Regions from separate parts of the Homo sapiens genome. Here region 2 is linked to region 1. Evidence: chromatin contacts called from ENCODE Hi-C data. All regions are on one chromosome and are shown on one strand. Each heading gives the region's core, a stretch centred on a gene start or an enhancer-like site at or near the end of the contact. The rest is flanking DNA. Distances are from core to core; before and after follow the strand shown. Region 1 holds the start of TMCO1 (transmembrane and coiled-coil domains 1). Region 2 holds the start of TIPRL (TOR signaling pathway regulator).

What was found. A loop is a pair of places that touch in the nucleus more often than their neighbours do. Pooled maps may share reads with other maps.
Region 2: a loop to region 1 is called in a pooled map, with 13 times the contacts of the local background. The contact joins the promoter of TIPRL here to the promoter of TMCO1 in region 1. A Hi-C loop is called at or near these places in 7 of 50 pooled maps.

Annotation. Positions count from the first base shown.
Region 1 is chr1:165,766,751-165,771,071 of GRCh38, reverse strand. TMCO1 (transmembrane and coiled-coil domains 1) reads left to right here and starts at 2,204. Exons shown (of 7, transcript NM_019026.6): 1 at 2,204-2,390; 2 at 2,803-2,880. The coding sequence starts at 2,321. TMCO1-AS1 (TMCO1 antisense RNA 1) reads right to left here and starts at 2,143. Exons shown (of 3, transcript NR_125374.1): 1 at 1,697-2,143. RefSeq lists enhancers at 1,241-1,916, 1,917-2,593.
Region 2 is chr1:168,177,178-168,181,498 of GRCh38, reverse strand. TIPRL (TOR signaling pathway regulator) reads right to left here and starts at 2,537. Exons shown (of 7, transcript NM_152902.5): 1 at 2,318-2,537. The coding sequence starts at 2,421. RefSeq lists enhancers at 2,306-2,425, 2,413-2,914.

The sequences.
Region 1 (4,321 bases), core at 955-3,454:
AATAACTTAACTGCTTATTAATATATTTCATATTTTCTCATTTTTTCATATTTTAACATCTCTGAATGGGATTCTTCTTACAATCAATGGTGTGTCATGGTTTAATTAGTTATTTTTTCCTCTTTAGTAGTAGATAAAATAATGATGCGTCTTACAATGAATAGCATGTTGAATTTGATGAATTGTGTGTGCCAAGCACTGCTTGAAATGCTTTATAATATACTTTTCCTCATCCAGTCTTCATAGCTGATGTTACCACCATTTTGAAGGCTCAAAGATGCTAAACAATAGGTTCTAGGACTGCTGTCAAGTAAGTGGCAGAGCAAGAATTTAAAATCAGGTCTGATTTCCAAGATCATGCTCTTATTGTTATCTCAGCACTTACCTTGGGTGATACAAAGGTGAATAAAAACCTATCCTTGTCTGAACTGCTCAAATAAAGGTCTAGCTCAAATATGATCTTTCTGAAACCTTTCCAACTCCCCAGGAAGAATACATCTTGTTTTCATCTGTACCCCCTCAACATTTTAAGAATACCTCTATAATACCTATAATCTTATTATATTATATAATCTCCCTGGGCCCTTAGAAGTCAGGAATATTCTCTTAACCATCCTTTTGACCCTACAGTGCCTACCACAGTTCTTGACATATAGTAGAAGCTCAATAATGTTTCTTAAAAAGGAGACAGGGTCTCTGTTGCTAAGTCTGGGAGACAAGAAATGCACATAAAGCTAAAAAAAAGTCAAAAGTAGTGTTTAGGAGAATTATATATTTAAGTGCAGTACAGTTTAAAAGAACCAATGAGGGCCGGCCACGGTGGCTCACGCCTGTATTCCCAGCACTTTGGGAGGCCGAAGTGGGTGGATCTGAGGTCAGGAGTTCAAGACCAGCCTGGCCAACATGGCAAAACCCCGTCTCTACTAAAAATACAAAAAATTAGCTGGGCGTGGGGACGGGCACCTGTAGTCCCAGCTACTTGGGAGGCTGAGGCAGGAGAATGGCTTGAACCCGGAGGCAGAGGTTGCAGTGAGCCGAGATTGTGCCATTGCACTCCACCTGGGCAACAAGAGTGAAACTCCATCTCAAACAAACAAAAAAACACCAATGATAGGAGGAAGTACAAGAGGATACAGCTCAGCCAGCTTCCAGGTTTTCACCCATACACACACACACCCCAGTGTGAAAAAGCTGAAACCGTCTACAATGGCTGAAACCACGCTGCTGAGACATTTTTGAATTTTAATTAGTTAGCAACACTTATAAATTAAGTTTCACATAAAACCCAGGATTTCTGGATTTTCCTGAGAAACGAAGACATCTCAGAAACTGGGTGCTCATTCTCCTAGAGAAATGGGTTGGATTTGGGTATCAAATTCTCCTTTCAGATGAACTTAATGCTCACTTATCCATCGTAGTAACTTCCACCATTTGTTTAGGCTCAGCTTGCATAAGATAATTTATTTTCTCTCGCCAGTCTAGGCATCTGGGTTTAAGACCCCTTCTCTAGATACATTACTCACTGCACTATCACACTATGAATTTTCAGGCATCCGTGCTTTGACTTCCACTTTGCCTAGAAAGTCCTTTGCTATCTCCAAAAGTACTCCTACTCCCCTAAGGCACTGCTTCAATTCCTTTCATTAGCTTCTTCTGACCACTCTCTCAACCGTGTCACGCAGCACTGTGGTAATACCTCTATTAAAACCCTTATCAGAGCGTATGCACAAGCTTCTCCTCTTCGCGCTGACGTTCGCTCCTTGAGGCCAGCGGCCCACAACTAACTCATTTCGCGGTTCCAGCTTCACGTCCATGCCCTGGCACCTACACCCAGTCGTTCAGTACCTTTGCGGAAGTCAGTCTTCTTACTTCACGGCAAACCCAAGCTAAACTAATATTACGACCACAGAAGTTGGGCTGAGGTAGAAGTCAAGACTATCCCAATAACTGGATTCTGGCCGAGAAAAAGGCGCGCGCCAGCACCCCAGTCAGTAAAATCTACCGGGCAAAGTTCGCCGCCGCCACTATCCTCCTCTGGCTCTGAAATAGTTCCAATTCTCGCGAGATTCGGCCTGACTACCAGCCCTTCAGCTCCAGTGAGTTGCGGGTTGGTTTCCTCTAGACTCTCGTGGCCACACCGTTCTCCGATACGAGCCTTTCCGGTGCTATGCCCCGGAAGCGGAAGTGCGATCTTCGGGCTGTCAGAGTTGGTCTGTTACTCGGTGGTGGCGGAGTCTACGGAAGCCGTTTTCGCTTCACTTTTCCTGGCTGTAGAGCGCTTTCCCCCTGGCGGGTGAGAGTGCAGAGACGAAGGTGCGAGATGAGCACTATGTTCGCGGACACTCTCCTCATCGTTTTTATCTCTGTGTGCACGGCTCTGCTCGCAGAGGGTGAGAGCGGGTATTTCTCAGACGTTTGATCAGTCCCCGGGAGGAAGGGCCCCGGGGTCCCCTGTGCCACCAGGGGAAAGATCGCGAGCCTTACTTGCTTGAGAGGCTCATCTACTCCACTTCAGGGAATCTCTGGGCAACTCGTGAACAGGAGCAGGAGGGGAGTATGGAGTCGATTGCCGAGTTTTCTTTGGTCTCAGGTAGATTTCACTTGGGTATTTGTGGAGACACCTTCACATCATGTTACTGTTGTTTTGGCTGAAGAGTCAGTTGTATTAGCCTTTGAAAAAAGTTAACTATGGGTAAATACAAAGCGAAAAGTTGGAATTCCTCCTTCTCCAACAGTAACCACTTTGTTTGTTGTGATCATTCCAGTCATTTCTCTATTAACATGTTGCTTTTAATGTTTTAGGCATAACCTGGGTCCTGGTTTACAGGACAGACAAGTACAAGAGACTGAAGGCAGAAGTGGAAAAACAGAGTAAAAAATGTGAGTATGGCAACACATTAGAAATAATTTCAACACGTCAAGCTCATTAAGTCCATGTTCACAATAAATATTTTAAGAGCACCAGCTGATACAAAGATGAACCTGACTTGAAGCCTATTTAGAAATAGAAGACTTTTATGCAAAATGTGTAATACCAACTAGAGGGAAGTGAGGGGCGTAGCAGATACATGTTATGTGCTGTGGTGGTTCTAAAGAAGAGGTTCAATCTGGCGCAGTGGCTTACTCCTGTTAATCCCAGCACTTTGGAAGGCTGAGGCAGGACTGAACTTAGGGGTTTGACACCAGCCTGGGCAACATAGGGAGACCTCGTCCCTACAGAAAAAATTAGCTGGGTATGGTGGTACACACCTATAGTCCCAGCTATTTGGGAGACTGAGGCATGAGGATCCCTTGAGCCCAGGAGATTGAGGCTACAGTGGGCCACGATGGTGTCACTACACTGCCTCCTGGGCAATAGTGAGACTTGTCTTTAAAAAAAAAAGAAGAAGAGGCTTCATTCAGTTGTGAGGAACCATGGTAGCCTTCATGATGCTGATGGCCTTGCAGTTCCTTGTGGATAGTTAGAATTTGGATAGAGAATGAAATGGGGAAAGGAAATTCCAGGTAAAGAAATAACATATGAGCAAAAATATGGAAATCTTAACATTTAAGGCATGTTTGGAGGATGATATGTCATTATGACTGGTGTCAAGGTAAGTGGTGTCTTCAGAGATAAGCCGAGTTTCAGTTGGGTTAGAAAGTTGAAGAGGTGTTTAAGGAAAAGATTAAAAACAAGAAGGGTTTGTTACCTTTGAAATAAAGCAGGAATTCCACAGGACTCAGCTAAAGGTACAGGGTGAATGGTTCCTTATAGGCCTGATTTAGTTTTCTCTCTTCTTTTTTTCCTTATAAGGATTAAATATAACTTTTGTTTCTTAGAATTCCTACAACTTTCTGTATTCTGTGACTTTTTCTTATATCTTCATAGGGGTTTGAAGTTTTTTTTCTTAAATTACCATATTTGATCTACACAGCAACCATTTGTGGTTACTCGTATAAATATTACCTCCATGTCATAGGAAAGAAAATTGAGCCTCAGGATGATAATGACAACTTACGTCACAGAGCAAACAAAGAATTAGAGACCAGACTCAGGCTTTTAAAATTACAGCTTACTGTTCCTTAATTTACTCAGTGTTGATTATGTACCTCAGCATATCTGGGCCAAACTCGTTATCTTTACCTTCACAAACGTGATATTCTTCCAGGATTTCCCTATCTTGGTGATGGGTACCTCCATGCTTCCAGTAGTGTAAGCCAGAAACCTTGATATGCTTTATTAATTTGGCTCCAGGACACCATACTTTCGGTTTTGCTGCTCTCCATCTTACTAGTCATCCTTTTTTTATTTTTTATTTATTTATTTATTTTTTGAGACAGG
Region 2 (4,321 bases), core at 1,288-3,787, 2.4 Mb before region 1:
GGCTTATGCCTGTAATCCCAGCACTTTGGGAGGCCGAGGGCAGGTGGATCATCTGAGGTCAGGAGCTCAAGACCAGCCTGACCAACATGGTGAAACCCCATCTCTACTAAAAATACAAAATTAGCTGGGCGTGGTGATGCATGCCTGTAATCCCAGCTACTTGGGAGGCTGGGCAGGAGAATCGCTTGAACCCAGGAGGTGGAGGTTACAGTGAGCCGAGATGGCGCCATTGCACTCCAGCCTGGGCAACAAGTGAAACTCCATCTCAAAATAAAAATAGAAAGAAAGAATAAGAAAAAAAGAAAAGAAAAGAAAATTAAAAATAAATAAATAAATAAAAATACAAAAATTAGCCAGGCGTGGTGGCACGCGCCTGTAGTCTCAGCTACCAGGGAGTCTAAGGCAGGAGAATCACTTGAACCTGGAAGGCGGAGGCTGCAGTGAGCTGAGACTGTGCCACTGCACTCCAGCCTGGGCGACAGAGTGAGTCTCTGTCTCAAAAAAACAAAATAAAAAATAAATAAAAGTTATACAAGGCTGGGCGCAGTGGCTCATGCCTGTAATCCCGGCACTTTGGGGGGCCAAGGCGGACAGATCACCTGAGGTCAGGAGTTCGAGACCAGCCTGAGCAAAATGCAGAAACTCCGTCTCTACTAAAAATACAAAAAAAAAAAAAAAGTTATAAAAAAAAAAGAAAAGAAAGATATAGAGAGGAAAAACTCAAAAAAGTAATTCAATTTCTGGTGGGATGAAGGGAAATTTTTTTCCTTTCTTTTCTGTATTTTCCTAATTTTTTTCAGTGAGTCTACTAGAATATTACCACTTATTTTCTTGAATTAGGAAGCAAACATCGTTTCATTACTTTCCTCTCTTCCCTGGTCACTCCCTCTGCTCAAATCTTAAAATGCAAGTACTCACTTAGGGTTCTATTTTATGACCTTTTCCTCTGGATGACTTCTAGATACCTTAATTCATTCCCAAAGCTCCAGGTACCAAATATAAGCAGATAATTCCCAAACTTAAACCCACAGACGTTATCTTTTTTGAGCTCCAAGATAAATATATCTAAATGCCTACTACACATCTTCACTTTATGACCTATACCCACCTCACATTTCAATAAACTAAACTCATCCTCTAACCAACACCCTGCCCCCATCTGCTTCTCCTCCTCCTGTGCTTCTCATCTTGTTCAAAGGCATACGATACATGCAAAAATCCAAGCCAGAGATCTTGTCATCAGCATAGACTCTTCCTTTTTTATTTCTCCTCCCATCAGCTGGCCATCCCAGGGACTTAATCTTCTAAAACCTATCTTTTCTCTTACTAACTGGTCTCCTTCCCATCCCTGCGGACCTGCAATCCAGCCTCAACATGGCCTCCAGAGAAATCTTTCAGAGCGTACATCTGATAATGCAGCTCCTTTGGATAAAATTACACCCAGTGGTTGTCAGATAAAATTGAAAACTCCTTAGCCAGGCATAAAAATTCCCTCAGTATCTTGATTCCCCTGGGGCCTACCTCTCATCTCTCACAACACCCCCTATGGTACCTCACGCTCCAATCACACGGACACAGCTCTTTAAACACATCACAGCTTTCACTCTCCCTGAGCCCCCAGCTTTACATGCGTCCCCTGATTCCCCTAAATTTTGTCAAGATTCAGCCCAGGCATCAAAAACGCATCACAACTCACTCTGCCTGACCTGATGGCATGTACCTATCCACCGCCCCCCGCAACGGTTTTATAAAGATTCAGTTCAGGCATCCCAATTTCCCAGATGGTTCGAGCCCCTAAAAGACCTCACATCACTCCGTGTATACATCTTCATTACATTTATTCACGCTGTAATATAATTGTCTGTCTCTCTCACGAGACTGTGAATTGAGGCGCACGTTGTCTTTTACATTTCCTATCTCAAGCGCCGGGCACAGCACCTGACGTGACAGAAACCAAACTTATAAATCATCCCCGTCATTAACCCCTAAGAAAACAGGCAACAGCCACCCAGAAAGAAAGGTGGTGCAGGCTGAGGCAGGAGGAGACGTTTGGTGAGGGGAAAGTCCACCAGAACAGTCACACTCTACTCAAACCCAGGCGGATTGACAGTTGACGAAAGCAGCGCCTGGCGATCCCCAACCAAAGGGCCCGGAAGTGTGACTGGATTATTTATCGAAGTTGTCAATCAAAGGTCCGGTCCGGAGGGACCGAACCTCCGCCTCAGGGAAAAGGGGAGGGGCTGCACAGAGTTCGCCCTGCCTCCCGCCCTGGGCCAGCAACCGGCCAGCGCCCAGACCCCGTGCCCCGAAGCCTCACTTCTCCACATCCGCCGACTTCATGATGTGGGTCTTGGACGCCGTCAGCTTCCAGGGCCCGAAGCAGAAATCCCGGTGGCTGCTCTGGAAGCCGTGGATCATCATGGCTGAGGCAGGACCCGCAGAGGCCACAAGGAATAAGCTGAAGCAGCGGCGGCGGCGAACACCGGTTCCTCCGCCTCCCTCCGGCCCAGCCTCCTAGGCTTCCGAGCCGTTACCATGCCCGGCCCCGCCCCCTGCCGGCCGACCCGGACGCGGGCTCTGCTTCCCGTCTTCTTCTCCGCCTCTTTGCTTTTTGCTTCCGGGACTAGTTGCTCTTGTTGCGTGACCCACGTCTTACGTTCCGGCGTTCCGGAAAAAAGGAAAAAGGAGAAAGTCAGAGGGGCGGCACTTGGGTTGCAGAAGGTGTGGTTAGGAACGCACCGCCCTCTTGAACTCGTTGGGTGACGTCATCTCGAAGGATTTTAGGGACTGCCAGGGAAGGGGATGACGGTTCCAACTTGATCCTTACAGACCTCAAAGCAGTGTGATTACCTCATGTGTTAGTGAATCGTGTTACAGAGGAAATTTTTCTGTTTTGAGGTCAAAAAAAGAAGTAATCCCACAGAGTTTAGGAAATCCAGCACCAACAAGATTTAGAAGTGGCCATCTAGCCACTCTTGACTATGACCAACTCCTATCAAAAATTGCATCCTCGTAGATATGCGAAGACTTTCCATGGTCTAGTTGCTATGTAGGCACCCAGTATAGTGAAAACAACACAGCTGACTTAGTGCTAAATCTCCATTTGCAACACTATTGTGTGAATCCTTGGGCAAAGCGCTTCTCTAACGATTTTAGGCTTCAGTTGCCTCAAAATGAGATGATTTTGTTAATGGAAAAAAAACAAATTCTGTAAAAGGTTTTAAAGAGATTTATTCTGAACCAATATGAGTGACCATGGCCCAGGGAATAGTCCCAAGAGGTCCTAACAAAGAGCATCTGAAGCGGTGGCATTACTCTTTGTTTTATACATTTTAGGGAGTTGGGAATTGCAGGTAAAATAAGTCAATATATGGAAGATATACATTGGTTCAGGCTAAGGAAGTGGGATGTCTTGAAGGAGAGGCTTACAGATCATAGGTGGATTCAAAGATTTTCTGATCGGCAATCTGTTGAAAGATTTAAGCTTTAGTCAGGCGAGGTGGCTCCTGCCTATAATCCCAGCATCTTGGGAGGCCTAGGTGAGAGGATTGCTTGAGTCCAGGAATTTGAGACCAGCGTGGGCACCAGAGTAAGCCCTCATCTCTACAAACCGTGTTAATTAGCTGTGTATGATGGTATCTGCCTGTAGTCCCAGGCCACTTGAGAGGCTGTGGTGGGAGGATCTCTTGAGCCTCAGAGGCTGCATTGAGCCATGATCATGCCACAGCACTCATGCCTGGGTGAGCGAGACCCTGTCTCAAAAACAAATAAAAACACAGGCCAGGTGCAGTGGCTCAAGACTGTAATCCCAGCACTTTGGGAGGCCAAGGTGGGTGGACCACCTGAGGTCGGGAGTTCAAGACCAGCCTGGCCAATATTGTGAAAACCTGTGTCTACTAAAAATACAAAACTTAGCCAAGCACGGTGGTGGATGCCTGTAACCCCAGCTACTAGGGAGGCTGAGGTGGGAGAATCACTTGAACCTGAGAGGCAGAGGTTGCAGTGAGCCGAGATCGTGCCACTGCACTCCAGCCTGGGTGACAGAGTAAGACCTTGTCTCAAAAACAAACAAACAAACAAACAAAAAACAGTGTTAAGCTTTGTCTAAAGACTTGAAGTCAGTAGAAAGGAATGCTTAAGAAAAGGGAGTCTGCTATCTGTCATGTGATTCTACACCAGTCAGGTTGGAAAGTAAGGCACATTATACCATTGCACATAAAAAACCATTTAACGACATTTTATGGTTTGTAGGGCATGACTTAATCCTTGCCTTGCATGGCCATAGTTTTTTTGTTTTGTTTTGTTTTGTTTTGTTTTGAGA